2 separate regions of the Homo sapiens genome follow, and region 1 is linked to region 2. Evidence: chromatin contacts called from ENCODE Hi-C or POLR2A ChIA-PET data. All regions are on one chromosome and are shown on one strand. Each heading gives the region's core, a stretch centred on a gene start or an enhancer-like site at or near the end of the contact. The rest is flanking DNA. Distances are from core to core; before and after follow the strand shown. Region 1 overlaps BCAS3 (BCAS3 microtubule associated cell migration factor). Region 2 overlaps BCAS3 (BCAS3 microtubule associated cell migration factor).

Region 1 (7,375 bases), core at 3,393-5,892, 240 kb before region 2:
TAATGTAAATTTTTTTTTAAATCCAAAAATCTTGATTTTGGTAGAGAAAATACCTCAAAGAGAACCTAGGTTCACCTCCAAGGAATTACTCAGAGACTTATTTATATGCAGTACTAAGGTTCACCTTTTCTTGTAAGTGGCTCAAATACCATCTGCATGGGCTGGGGTTGAGGCCTGAGAAGATCACTTTGGGTCCTTGTGCCATGGCATACCAACAACCCTGAAAGCCTCAGGTTTCTTTTGAAATGATTATTTTTGTGTTACTCTGTCTCCAGTTTATCTCTGTATCCAAGGCTCTCTGGTGACACAATTCACTGGTTTCAAAGGCAGGAAGTGGGCAACAACCCTGGACACATAGCACTCCATGGACAAAGACACCTAAACAAAACCAAACGGCCAGGCGCGGTGGCTCACGCCTGTAATCCCAGCACTTTGGGAGGCCCAGGTGGGTGGATCACTTGAGGCCAGGAGTTTGAGACCGGCCTGGCAAACATGGCAAAACCCTGTCTCTACTAAAAATACAAAAATTAGCCAGGTATGGTGGCCCACGCCTGTAATCCCAGCTACTCAGGAGGCTGAGACAGGAGAATCACTTGAACCCCAGAGGCGGAGGTTGCAGTGAGCCTTGATCACACCGCTGCACTCCAGCCTGGGCGAGAGAGTGAAACTCTGCCTCAAAAAATAAAAATAAAATAAAATAAATAAAAATAAATGAAAAACAAACAAACAAACAAACAAACAAACAAAAACCAAACTACCTCTTGGCTTGAAGATGGAAGGCTTGACAACCCCAGGTAGTCTGATCTAAGTGAGGGTCATTTTGAAGGTAAATATAGTACTTTCATGTTAAAACAGAAACCTCAGTTACATAAAGCCATTGGCCCATTTCTCCTGATTACCAGTAGAGGCTGATGGAGGCTGGAAAACATTTATTAACTGAAAGGTTAAAAAAAATCAGAAAATAAATATGGTACAATTATGACTCGGAGTTTCAGAAAATAACTTGTCAGTTTGACGAGACTCAATTTTCAGGGGAAAAGAGAGCAGCATTTCCCATCTCTAAAGTCTAGGAGCAAATCTCTTCATAGTACTTGGTAAGAAAACCATCCACCTTGAAGTCCAGCCCCAGCCACTTCTTCAATTAGGTGTCACTCACTGAACATCTAAACAAACTGCCAGGACTTTACCACAAATAACTTAGGGAAAAGAAAGCTGTGATAAGGTTCTCCACAAGAGCAGCTACATCCGGAACCCTTTAGCACTAAAACCCTGCACAGTGTGGTCAAATGAAGAAATAGTCTAGGCTTCCAAAAGAATAAGAATTCTGATGGAGAAGTGTCACTCAATACAGACACGGCACTTAAGCCAACTACCCAGACAAAAGTACAAAGCCAAGTCTACTCTGATTTCAGCACTAACATTGATTCCACAGGGTGCAAAGATGTGCCCACTGTGTTTCTGGAGAAGGATGGATAGACTTAGGGGTATTGATGCGCTACAAAAGCCTCTGTCCCCTTGGTAGTCATACCAGTTTCCTGAGATACTCTCAAGACATCATCAAATTAAGAAGAAATGTAGGAAAGTGTGATGTGGAAACTAAAGAAGGTATATTCTGGAGATCTGGAGGCTGTAAGGGAAAGAAACTTGGGCACATTCATTTAATCTCTCTTCTTACCTTGTCGGGTGACCTGGAGATGAGGAGTTATGCTTGAGATCTTTTCTTTGGCAACTGGGAATGAGATTAGCTGGGAGAAATACTTTTGACAAGCACCAGAGAAGAGAAAACTTAACTCTCGGATAGAGATGTGGATGGAGAATTGGTTCCAATCTCTGGTAGTTCCAAAAAGAGCAACATGTGAAACTTCAATAAGTCATTGTGCTCTCCCTGTGACAATTACAGCTCTTTGAAAATCTGCCTTAGTGCCTTCAGAACAAATTGAGATTAATGAAACCAAAGTCCCAAAGAGGAAAATACCAGGAAAAAGAAAGTAGGATGACACAACAGGGCTGTTTCAATGTAACCAGGCAATGTCAGAATTTTAAAAATTTAAAAGGAAAAAGCTAAAATGTTCTCACTGAATTTCTAGTTGGTTTTTCCAGGTAATGGTTTTGTTGTTATTGTATTGTTCTTGGTCAGGATGAACGACTTTTCCAGCAATCATATACTATACTCACTGGGTATTTAAAGCAGTATAAATTTTCTAATCCTTTTTTTTTTTTCTGAGACGGAGTCTCACTCTGTCACCAGGCTGGAGTGCAGTGGCGCAATCTCGGCTCACTGCAACCTCCACCTCCCAGGTTCAAGTGATTCTCTTACCTCAGCCTCCTGAGTAGCTGGGACTACAGGCGCCCACCACCACGCCCAGCTAATTTTTGTATTTTTAGTAGAGAAGGGGTTTCACCATGTTGGCCAGGCTGGTCTCCATCTCTTGACCCTGTGATCCGCCCGCCACGGCCTCCCAAAGTGCCAGGATTACAGGCGTGAGCCACCGCGCCCCGCCATAAATTTTCTAATCTTAAAGTTGATCAAACATTTTAGCAAAACAGGAAAACTGACTTGACACTAGGGCAAAGGAGAGATAAGAACTCAAAGGAAAAAACAATTGAGGCATCAACTAAGAAAGTAATTTTACCTTCTAAATCAGTGAGCCTTGTATTAAGCAAAGAAATGTGCATGTCAGAGTTGTTTAAGCATTCTGAAAGCAAGCCCTCTTTACGGCAGAAGTGTTCTGTGAGGCCTGAAGGGACACTGCTGTGGGTGAGGCAGGAGCAGCCCAGCAGGGTTAAATCTCCTGAAGGTTTTAAATAAAAAACAAACATCCACTTAACTTTTATAGGGGATTGCTCTCTAATAATACCTAAGGAAGGAGGCCGGCTCTCTTGAGTTTTTTCCTCGGGCTTGTCTCCATGCTGACTGAGGAACCAGGTCAAAATGAGGGTTTTAAGTAGGGTCCCAGTGGGCCTGATGTAGAAGAAAGGCTAAAGGAATTTTAGATCTTATGAGTATTATCCTAAGGCTCTTTCTTCTCCAGTTTTCCTTTTATATGTAAATTAGACAAGAGAGCTCTACTCAATTACCAAGTAAGGCTAGCAAGACATAAGGCAAGTCACTTTTTCTTTCTGCGCTTCAGTTTTCCCCCATGTAAACCGTGGAGGCCGAACTGTAATGTATACTTAATCATCTCTAAAGTCTCTTTCAACTAAAACTATACAACAAAAATGGAAAGGCAAAACAAAGCAAAAACAACAATAACATTAAAATCCACCTCTGCACCTCTGTTCCACAGCTGGAATCTGAGCACAGGACTTTATGAAGCACTGGCCCAGAGGCATCCGAGATTCATCTTCCCCTCTACTCAGCTGCCCCTCCTCCAATCCTGGGTCTGACCTTCTACTACCATAGAGCTCATACGCCATGCCTAGGCCGTAGGCCAAGTTCCTGGGACTGCTGATGTAGCAACTGTAGAAATAGTAGTAGCAATAAGACAGATGATAGTATAATGCTAATAATACTATTATTAATGGGAATAGATAACATTATTGAGCCCTTATTCCATACCAGGCACTGTAAATGTTACACATGTTTATTCTATCAATCCTTGTAACTCTGTGAAGCAGACATTGATTATATATATATATATTCTCTCCAACTCCTGACCTCAGGTGATCCGCCTGCCTCGGCCTCCCAAAGTGTTGGGATTACAGGCGTGAGCCACCGGGCCCAGCCCAGGCATTGATATTATCTCCATTTTGTAGACAAGGAAACTGAGACTGAGACATAGAACAGTTAGGCAAGTAGTAGGAACAAATGGTATAGCAACGGGCCGGGCTCAGTGGCTCATGCCTGTAATCCCAGGCCTTTGGGAGGCCGAGGCAAGTGGATCACCTGAGGTCAGGAGTTCGAGACCAGCCTGGTCAACATGGTGGAACCCCATCCCTACTACAAAATACAAAATTAGGCATGGTAGCACATGCCTGTGATCCCAGCTACTTAGGAGGCTGAGGCAGGAGAATAGCTGGAACCCAGGAGGTGGAGGTTGCAGTGAGCTGAGATCACACCACTGCACTCCAGCCTGGGCAACAGAGTAAGACTCCATCTCAAAAAAAAAAAAAAAATGTATAGGAACAGATTACTGGACAGCTTTCTAGAGTCAAAATCCAAGGAAGAAAGGGCAGCTTAGCCCAGTGAGGTAGAAGCCAGTGTGTTTAGCAGACTAAGAGCTGACAGATATGGATTCCACAATTGGTTCTATCACTATGGTTGTAAGCAGGTCAATGTCCTTGTCTATAAGCAGAGGGCAGAGGATGAGATAACCTTTAAGGCCCTTTTCACCTCTGCCACTCTACATGAGGAACCATGTTCCATAAGGACTCAAGGACTCAGCAACTGTTTAATTCCCAGGCTTTTTTTTTTTTTAAGTCCTTCACTTCTATTTTAAAAACTTGCATGTTCCCGTGGCCCTGGAATGCCTGCCTCCGGCCCCTCTGGAGCCCTGGGTTATGTGAAAGCAGCCGTGCCAAGCTGGCCCATGGGCGGGGCTGAGTCTTCCTGGCTGGCTTGTGACATGTTCTTGACGTACTGTGTGGTCAAGAAGCTGGAACTGGGGGGGCTGAACAAGGGCCAAGCCTTGCACTTCAGCTTCCTGACCTGGCAGCCATTCAGAGAGACCCTGCTAAGTGCTATTTCCTAAATACACTCTCTTTTCATAACAATCTTACCACATTGCTTTCCTTTACAAGCGCTCTTAAAAAAGAGAACTGGACTCCTTCTGGTTAATCTACACAGACTACATTTGGAAACCATCAGAAACTGAACTCTAAACAAAACGTTATTAATGTGTTGTAATCTGCCCTCTATGTTGCAGATGAAAAGAAAATGTTTTATAGTTTTGGAGCATACGTTTTAATTGCCTTTTAAGAGTGCATATACTTTTAGTACTTCGTGTTATAAAACTGTAGTATCTGTTTCTTGATAACTGTTGAGTGATCTCAGCTATTTTTATTAGTTTTTTTCTTTATCCTTTTCTCTCTTTTTCTTCTAAACTGCCACCCGTGTAAAGTTCCTTGAGATCAAGCTTGATAGAAGGCTCACATATTTGGGATCTTCATTATAAAGAGCTTCTTTACAACCTCCACCTCACTATAAAACACTTGTTCCTGAAAATGAGTTCTATAAACAAAGATGGAGTGGGTAGCTTTGTCTAATAATCCAGTATAGCTGGGAACCTAGCAGTCTAGCCTTTTCCCAGTTGCTATTGCTTTTTTATGGGGGCCAGATTATCTGCAGAGATCTGATGTTCTTGCTACTTTTCTCAACTGTACAGCCTTGTCCCAAGAGACCAACATATCAGTCATCAACCCAGAGGTCTCAAGGGCAGCATCTTGGATGGACCAGGATCCAGTCTTTCTTTTCTTTTTTTTTTTTTTGAGGTGGAGTTTCGCTCTTGTTGCCCAGGCTGGAGTGGAATGGCGCAATCTCGGCTCACTGCAACCTCTGCATCCCGCGTTCAAGTGATTCTCCTGCCTCAGCCTCCCTAGTAGTTGGGATTATAGGCGCCCGCCACCAGGCCCGGCTAATTTTTTGTATTTTTAGTAGAGACGGGGTTTCGCCATATTGGCCAGGATGGTCTCAAACTCTGACCTCAGGTGATCCGCCCGCCTCAGCCTCCCAGAGTGCTGGGATTACAGGCATGAGCCACCACACCCAGCCCAGTCTTTTTTTCAGCAAGGAATCCCAAATTCATTAGAATCAGGCCTTGAGTTAACAGACTCTCCACCAGCTTATCATCAGCCTGACAAATACTGTCTGGGACACCAGGCTGAGGCCTCCAATGTCTCACCTTCCAGCTGGGCAAGCACTGCCCAATTCTTGCACCAGTGATGTAAGACTGGCTCACAGGAAATGAAATGACCTTTCTGAATGAAGGGTTTCCTGGGGGCAGGGCTGGAGGGATGAGGGTGTTTCACCATCTGAATTCTTGGGGAGGAGGAAGTAGTAGAATTAGACACTGGTCTCCCAAGGGGTCCATAGTCTTAAGACCTCCCGCTCATGTGAAGTACCACAAAGGCACCCACAAGTCATAAAACCTTTCTGAGATTGTCTAATGTAGGATAATGTTCAAAAACCAGACTGATAGAGTCCTTGGGCCAGAAGGGCCCCATAAAGATTACCTGGTTGATCACTCGTTTTCAGGTGAGGAAGCTGAAGCCAAGGTGGGCAGTAACTCGCCCAAGGTCTCAGTCTACAAGTATCCAGAGCTCAGCTTAAAAAAGCCTGGTTTCTAGGTCACATACTCACAGCATGTACATGGGTTAGTAAAGGAGAGATCACTGAAAAGAATGCCTTTTAGCTGTCCGAAAACGGGAGACTGTGCCCCTTAATTTCAGTTTCTTTTTAGAGATAATCATCTTCCTTATCTCAAACATTAACTCAAATGTTTCTTATGATGTCTCCAGTGCTTCCCTAATGCCTTCATGACTCACTGGATATTACGGCTTGATACAGCACAGAGCAGTGCTCAGTTACAACCTTGGTTTCTAAAGCAACTCTTTAAAATGAAAAACAAGCCTTCTCTGGGTCCTCTTTCCATCTCGTACAATATATTGAAAATCCTTTCAATGGCTTAGCAGGTCCTATTTTCACAACATGTCAGAACTCACAAGTGTATGAAGAAGCCGTTGTTTATAAATCTTCTCATGTTTAAAATTACCAGGATTGGTAATTAGGTTTTCTTCCCTATCCTCCCTTTGGTAACCTTTTACTTCATATTTAGCACATTGCTGAGGGGGATAAACGATCTAGGAACACTGAGGTCTTATGTTTGTCAAATCATATGCAGACAATTATGAAGGCAAAGCTCTCTACTGGGCCCAGGGTATGAACTTTCCTTAAACTTCCACCAGACAAACCCAGGGCAAGGGGCCTGGTGTCTTCGACCTTCCTTATAGAAAAGCAGGGCCATTTCGTAACCTTCTCTAGTTTTACAATGGCTGCTCTTATTTGGTATCTTGTTTTCTGATCCTCTTTAAGCCTGCCTCATTCAATTTCTGATTTGTAAACTCTGGGGCAGGTGATATTTTAGTACCCTAAGAAATCATCTCAAAAGGGAGCTTTAAAAGCTTTAAATGTGATTGGGTCATCACATTTTTTTTGTATTCCATGGGTCTATCAGGTAGATAACAGAAAGTTTTTTCCCTTTTGACAGATAACAGATTAAGGTGTAGTAATTATCAAAATAATGGGCAGAGAGCAGCTACTTAAACATCCTTGGAAATAACTCCTGTGACCATGATTTCACAAGTATTTCTAAATAATTCTGAGCTTCCTAAAACAACACGAGAAAAAGAATTTTCCCTTAGATCAGTTAAGGGAAAA
Region 2 (7,199 bases), core at 2,233-4,732:
ATGAATGAAGGAAATATATTTATTTCCATGTCCAGGAGGTAGAGAAAAATACGGCCCTATGATCTATAGAAAAAATAATTCTGGAGGGGACTCAGTACTTCAGAAGGTTGCCAGATGACTGGAGTCTGCGGCTTTCACTATTCTGCTTAGTCTCACGTTCACTGGCCTAGAAGGTTAGACTTGATAACTTTAAAAATAGATCTTTAGACATTTCCATGTGGTTATATCAAGCCTAAATTTTCAAGCCAGAATTCTTCATTAAACCTCAAGCCTCTTCGTATAAGGAAGTTCAGCAGGAAGAAACCTGCAGTGTCTGCCTTGGACCTAGATGAAGTCTATTGCTATTCTTTTTCTTTGCTTCACCTCTCAGAAATACATAAGATACAAATAATATTTCTGAGATCTATGAAGAGAGTTACAAGGTATCACCTTCACTAACCTTTCTTTACTATACTCTTCTATTTTTTCCTTTATTGCATGAGTACAATGAAAAAGAACAGAGGTTATTTAAGTGCAGTTTTGGTAGTGGACTGCATGAAGTCTTGAGATACATAAAATATTTCACACACTATTATACTTTCAAATTCCAGCTAAGAGGAGACCTGTAAGTGACAAATGCCATGAGAATGAATATTCTCACAGTATTTCTGGCACAAGCAGACAGAGGAAGTCCCAAAAATCTCATGAGAAAATAAGCTCATCTAAGACTCTCATCCCAGTTTTTTGGGCTTACTCTATATAGATAAACTTGCATAAGCCTCAGGCTTTTGGGTCTTTATCCAAATCCACTAGAGCTTTGATCCTTTAGAGGTTTACCAGTCCCCACGATAGATGGAGTTCTCTTGGGGGAAAGAAATCCCGAGTTCCAATAAAATGGTTTCTCAATAAGTTAAAGCAGGAATTCTATTTGGGGATACAAAATTATTTAAAAATCAGAATTTTTAAAACATCCCTTGATGTTTAAAGCTATGATGTCTTGTTTTTGTTCTGCTTTCAGTTTTTTGTTTACTGCTATTATTGTTTTTAATATTACAATACAAAGCCATTACACCAGAACCATTCACTTTCGGGTTCAACCACTGACTTTCTATGTTTATCTTCTAAAAGTTTGCAATTTAAAAAAAAAAAGGAATTATGAAAACAACTTCTTGTGCTCTTTTTTTCCTGTTACCTTTTGGATAAAGGATATCTACAGGTACGTGTACTTTGGGGGACACAAACTCTCAATCTCCATACTAACACATAGTTCCACTGTCTGCATATATGAGAATGACATGGTGTGATCTGTTTACTAAAAGTTTTGCTAACTTCAAAATACCATCTTACTTATGCTTTGTCCTAAATTATGTTTTCCCAGACATTCTATACTATAAAAACACAGAAGAAAAATGGATTAAGTTGAGGATAAAAGTGAACAGAGAAAATAACAATGGGCTTTGTTGCCACGCTGGAGGAATAGCTTGTCAGGTCAGCTTTGCAGAGAGGCATATTCCCAAACCAGTCATCATTAACAGACTCACTTCCACAGGAAAAAAAAAAAAAAAAAAAAGACAGAGTCTGAAAACTCCGGACAAAAGAAATCCCTGCAGACAAAGTAAAAACAAATTAAAAGACCCATTATAAAACACAGATGCTACAAGGAAAATAAACTTTCTAAGATTTACTGGGCTTTGACAAACTTGGACATTTGTGGAAAAGACATCAGCAGCAACTCCCAGGTAATGTGGCTGCAAAGTTAGACTCCCTTCTGTTTTATCTTTACCCTCTGTGCAGAAGCTGCCAGGTTGGTATTCTTAGCTTCTGAATGCAGTGATGTGAGAACATGTGAATGTGGCAAACTGCCAACTGCAAGAACTCTCTGAAGCTAGCAAAACTGAAATTGTTGAACATTTCAGATTATGTTAAATATTAAAGTTACTATCAGTGTATCTGTGTGTACATATGTATAGTTGTCTTTCTTCCGAGATACAAACAAGAAGAGGGAAAATAAAAAATGAATGTATTTGCATCCTTTCTACCTTTAAAAAATTTCCATATCTTACCATATTGTGAACCAAAGGACATAAAATCAGTTAAAATAACATTAAGGAATCAAATGACAATAGTTGTAGATCAGAAAGTACCTTAAAGGAGTGTCATACCAGAGAGAGAGAGAAATTTTTGTTACAGGTTTCTAAAAGTTATTGTTAATGGAGGACAAAGAAAGATTCTTTAGGAACAGAAGGTATGAGAAACTAAGACCTACAATGGAATAAAGTGGGTCAAGTGAAACATTTGGAGGATAAAAAGAGCACTGTCCTTCTGTTGTCATTAGACATATGAGGTAAGTATAGTATTAGAGTATTAGAGATAAGTATAGAAACGGCAAAGCTTCATTTGCAAAAAGAGCTAAAGGACACTAAGCAATGGTGCCCTGTGAAAGAGCAGTGTTATTAGGAGGTCCACATATCATCCCACTTATTCTTACCACAGACACAGACCTTATCCACTTTAGGCACTCCACTTTTCTGAAGGTTTACAATAGACACCTTCCTATAACTCAGTACTCTAGACTCCTACGACTGTATTAAATTCTGTTCTCATCACCTCTCCATACACTTATCTACAACACCCACTATTGTTCTAGGATATAAGCTCCTCACCTAGTGTCTTTGGTCTCCTATTTGGAACTCTTGCATTTTGAAATCGGATTACTGAGCCACACTGAAGCCCGAGGTCAATGTGACTCTCTGGCACTCCTCAGAAGACAATTCTACGGAAACAGCCCCAGTCCCAAATATCTCCTTTATTTTTGCCCTCTTTGCAACACTTTACCTATTCTAAGACATCATGTAGATGTTCTATTCCCTATATCATATCTTTCAAAAATAAAAACTAGATGATGAGTTCTACGGGGCCTTTTTTTTTATTTTTTTATTTTTTATTTTTTGGTAAACTTTTGTCTTCTACAGAAGAGCAAAGCTTTTGGACTGTTTTTAATATCTTGCTGTGGAATTGACAGGGATAAAAATCTAAAATATACCAAGGAGTTTAACTAAGTTAATTCTGTAGTTGAAAAGCTCTGACTTCTTGACTCTGTCAAAGAATACAATGGTAGCTTGTTTTGAAATAGTCACTGGAAATGTGGGCTCTGAAAAGTTAAAAACACTGCTTAGTTCTTGCTTGCCATCCAATTTAACATTAAAGTTTTTTCAACCAAACTCTCAATAGTTATTTAACAAAAAATACCCTGTGTAGAAGGGAATTTCCTGCAGGTGGGTTATTTTTGGTTGGGATGGGAGTGTGTGTCTCTCTCTCCATCTCTCTCTTCTCCCCTTTCCTAGATGAGAATGTCAAGCTTCCCAGCTGCAGTTCCAGGACTTTCACCCTCCTTTATGACCTTTTCTCAGGCATGTTCCAGTATAATCTGCAATCTACTCAAGTCGGAAAAGGAAACAGCAGCACCCTGGTGAGAAACAGTGCCTTCTGACCCACATACCAAACTGGGCGGAAGCAATGCTTGTTCACAGGAGCCAAGGAGAGTAGAACACACACTAAAAGAAAATGAATTTTATGTGTGTGTGTGTGTGTGTGTGTCGACACACAGACACACATTTTTAAAGACTATAAACACAACAAACAGTTTGGGTGACAAATAAAGACAGAAAATACTGAAGGACAATCCTGTGTGGGCACTGATTCATTTTGCCTATAACTTTTTTTTGGAGGCAATCGATGGTGAAGTAAAAACACTGCAATTTTTGATGCATTTCAAGCAAAAACACTTGTTGCTTTCTTTGAGTAAAAAGTTCACGTCACCATAGACATTACTGTAGGTACTTTGAGAAAGGGTGAGAAGGTAGGAAGATTAGAGAAATCTCCCACAAAATGGACTTGAAAACAAGAATCCAATCTTTCTTTTTTTTTTTTAAACAGGATGGGGATTGAGATTATTAATGATAGTGTCATCACTTCTCCCCACTACATACAAAGTAGCCTGCATGGAGCTTTGCCTAGGGCTTATTAAATGTCACTAGAATTAAAAGTGTACTTTCAGGAGAATTGAAACTGTATATATTTATGTACGAATACTCCAATAAATAATTTGCTAGGTAGTTTTCCTTTTCTATTGTGAATCCATTATCATCTGTTAATTATTATCTGAATGTGTTGGCTACTACAACATACAAATTTAAGTATTTTTCTTTTCTTAAAGCTAAAATAAACCCAATAAATTTAGAAATTTGATGCCTAAAAATTAAAAGTCATAAAGAAATAATTCCTGTTGCTAAAATTCTAAGTACAGCAAGTATAGTTGACACAACTCCAAAAGGTAACAAGGTGGGCCTAGAACAAGGAATATTGAAAACTTAGGAGGCAAAAATTCCCTAGAAAAGGAGATGAAATCAACAGTTAGAAACAATGTTTATAAAATGCAAGAACACAAAGGGAAAAATAATAGAACTAGCTGTGAGGAATTCTACTGAAATATAAAAAATCTGTCTGAAAAGTTTCATGCAATTAAGTTTCAATCACAGAGTCAACCCAAACTTGTAAGTTAAATGAACAAAATCTCCTCCCTCAAAGTGGTAAGTTCATTACTTATTATTCTTAGAGCACTCCAAGATTTTGGAATGAAGAAAGTTTATTAAGAGTTGGTGCTCTTAAAATTTAAGAAGGTTTAGCAATTTTTAATTCATTTTACGTATTAGGATTGTAGTTTGACACTCCTTCAACAATGAAAAATCAAATATAACAGTAAAAAGACTATATTTAACACAAGAGGGAAGAAAGTAAATTCTTCATACGTATAAATAAAAATTTTTTAAAAAGATCTTTGACCTTAAGCCTCAACCTATTTCTAAATGTATCATATTAAAGCACCCTCAAAATTTCCCACTCCTCTGAATCAAGTTCAAATATAGTACTGACACTAAGTGCTCAAAAGTGGAGTTTTAGCCTAATGAAAAATCCCTGAATTAAGGCTCCATAATCTAACATCCCTTAGAACAAGTCTGAGGTGAAATGTGCTCCCCAAAGTATAAGTCCTCATTAAATTATTTCTTGAAAATACCCTATACTCAACTCTCCCATCTTTACCTCACAATGAATTTTGTATATCAACAGAGTAAATAGAAATGCTTTACTGTAGATGGAAAAAATATAGAATCCTATCTTCTTGTTTCAACAAATGTGACTTTATTACTTAAACTGCTAAACATACAAGATGTAGAAGTATCAGAAGTTGGTTCTGAGATAAACACTTTGTAGGAAGATGAAATATAGAATTAACTGCAAGATTTAAAGTGTATTTTCTTAGATCTGGAGAACTCAAAACTATTTAATTTTACATTTGCAGAACTTATCTTTATGTACTTTGTATACCTATACATTAAAGAATGTATACTTAAGGAACAATTTAATATAAAATCGAAGCATTTTCTCTTGAATAAAAAGTATAGCCACAACACATATACACCATGGAATACTATGCAGCCATGAAAAATGATGAGTTCATGTCCTTTGTAGGGACATGGATGAAATTGGAAATCATCATTCTCAGTAAACTATCGCAAGAACAAAAAACCAAACACCGCATATTCTCACTCATAGGTGGGAATTGAACAATGAGATCACATGGACACAGGAAAGGGAACATCACACTCTGGGGACTGTGGTGGAGTGGGGGGAAGGGGGAGGGATAGCACTGGGAGATATACCTAATGCTAGATGACAAGTTAGTGGGTGCAGCCCACCAGCATGGCACATGTATACATATGTAACTAACCTGCACAATGTGCACATGTACCCTAAAACTTAAAGTATAATAATAAAAGAAAAAAAAAAGAAAAAAAAGAAATTTTTTCCTAAAAAAAAAAAAAGTATAGCCACAAAATGTAAGTAACTTTCCTAAAAATCAAAATGATGTAAACTGAAAGAGCAAAGACTCTCTTCTCCTCACAGTCCCCTATTCTCCCGCCCCAACCCACGGACGCCTTCCTTCTTTTTACCCATGACTGTTAAGGATATTTTCTGGCTCTATTTCAGCATCATGACGCAGGTCATGAGAAGTGTCAAAGATGCATTTCCTTCAGATGGGAAAGAGCAACAGATTGTAACAACCATACAAAGATGGGAGTACAGTACGAAAGGGCCAAATCAGCATTTTTGACAACAGGGCAGATAAAACCTTTTCTATTCACATATACTTTATTTCCAGTTTTAAAACATTTAAATATCTATCAAAATATGCTTACATATTTTCCTCAAGATGAAAACAGGAAACCAATACTCCATTTAGCTGCCTAAATTATCAACAATTTGTGGAACAGTTTACCAAAAAAAAAGAAAAAGAAAAAAATCAAACTAAGCACACCACACGAATACTAATAGTTCAAGCCCTTCTCTTCTAAATTTACTTTTCCAAAAGTATGCCTATGACTTTACCTACGTACGTAAAACCTACTTTTACAAAAGATCCTTGACAGTAAGAACCACAAAGAGGAGTGATACCACGACCATCCCCAGTTGAGAAATAATGACTCTTCTTTCCCTGTAATTCCCTGTCAAGCCGAAACACTTTCCTAATCAGCTGGAGCACTGCCGGAAAACTATATTCATTTATGAGTACTGTCATGGTATTTTTTCCCTCATCTATGGTTTTATCAAATATAGACACATTTCAATCTGCTCCAAAACTAGACCAGAGTGAAATATTATTGAACATTAATTAAGCATTCCTTACTAGAGATGGCTCTTAACACAGAAAATGGAATGCTCTATTTCTTCTGAAGCCAACAACAACAGTGCCCATGTTAATTCCACCTTGGTCCATTCTGAAATAGTAATTTCCCTCTTGTGCCTCATTCTAGCTTCAATATTCTCACCTGCAAAAACACATCATCCAATGTTAATAACTCTTTCAATGAACCTTAAATCCTTTTCCTTTTCTCATCCTCCTCCAAATTCAAAATATCATTTACCTCATCATGGTAAGAACCATCAAAATTTCTACTTCTGTGCATAATCCTGGTATAGCCCTGATCCCTGTCTTGTTGTCCTTTTGTAGTTTACAACTATCAACTAGCAGATTTCTAGTTCCTGCTCAGATTTCAACCTCAAGACTATTCATGTCTGTTATTCTCAAGTCTGATAATTTCTAAATCTGTTCATATGGGTCAATCATTCAAACTCTGGCTACTACAAATCCTAAGAAGCCT

The links. A loop is a pair of places that touch in the nucleus more often than their neighbours do. ChIA-PET counts read pairs that join two places held with the same protein, here RNA polymerase II (POLR2A). Pooled maps may share reads with other maps.
Region 1: a loop to region 2 is called in a map of breast epithelium, with 5 times the contacts of the local background. The contact joins two enhancer-like sites. A Hi-C loop is called at or near these places in 7 of 168 maps with a recorded cell type or tissue (PC-3, breast epithelium, cardiac septum and 3 more) and 10 of 50 pooled maps. POLR2A ChIA-PET finds 5 or more read pairs at or near these places in 1 of 52 experiments (activated T-cell).

What each region holds. Positions count from the first base shown.
Region 1 is chr17:61,249,623-61,256,997 of GRCh38, reverse strand. All of the region lies in intron 22 of BCAS3 (BCAS3 microtubule associated cell migration factor), which reads right to left. Among named protein-coding and RNA genes, the nearest start is that of BCAS3-AS1, 120 kb to the right of the region's middle. Within about 2 kb of position 4,642, at least 24 of the 41 ENCODE cell types and tissues checked have a DNase peak (open chromatin) inside an H3K27ac peak, as active enhancers do.
Region 2 is chr17:61,004,419-61,011,617 of GRCh38, reverse strand. The region is part of intron 15 of BCAS3 (BCAS3 microtubule associated cell migration factor); the gene reads right to left. Among named protein-coding and RNA genes, the nearest start is that of BCAS3-AS1, 130 kb to the left of the region's middle. Within about 2 kb of position 3,482, at least 2 of the 41 ENCODE cell types and tissues checked have a DNase peak (open chromatin) inside an H3K27ac peak, as active enhancers do.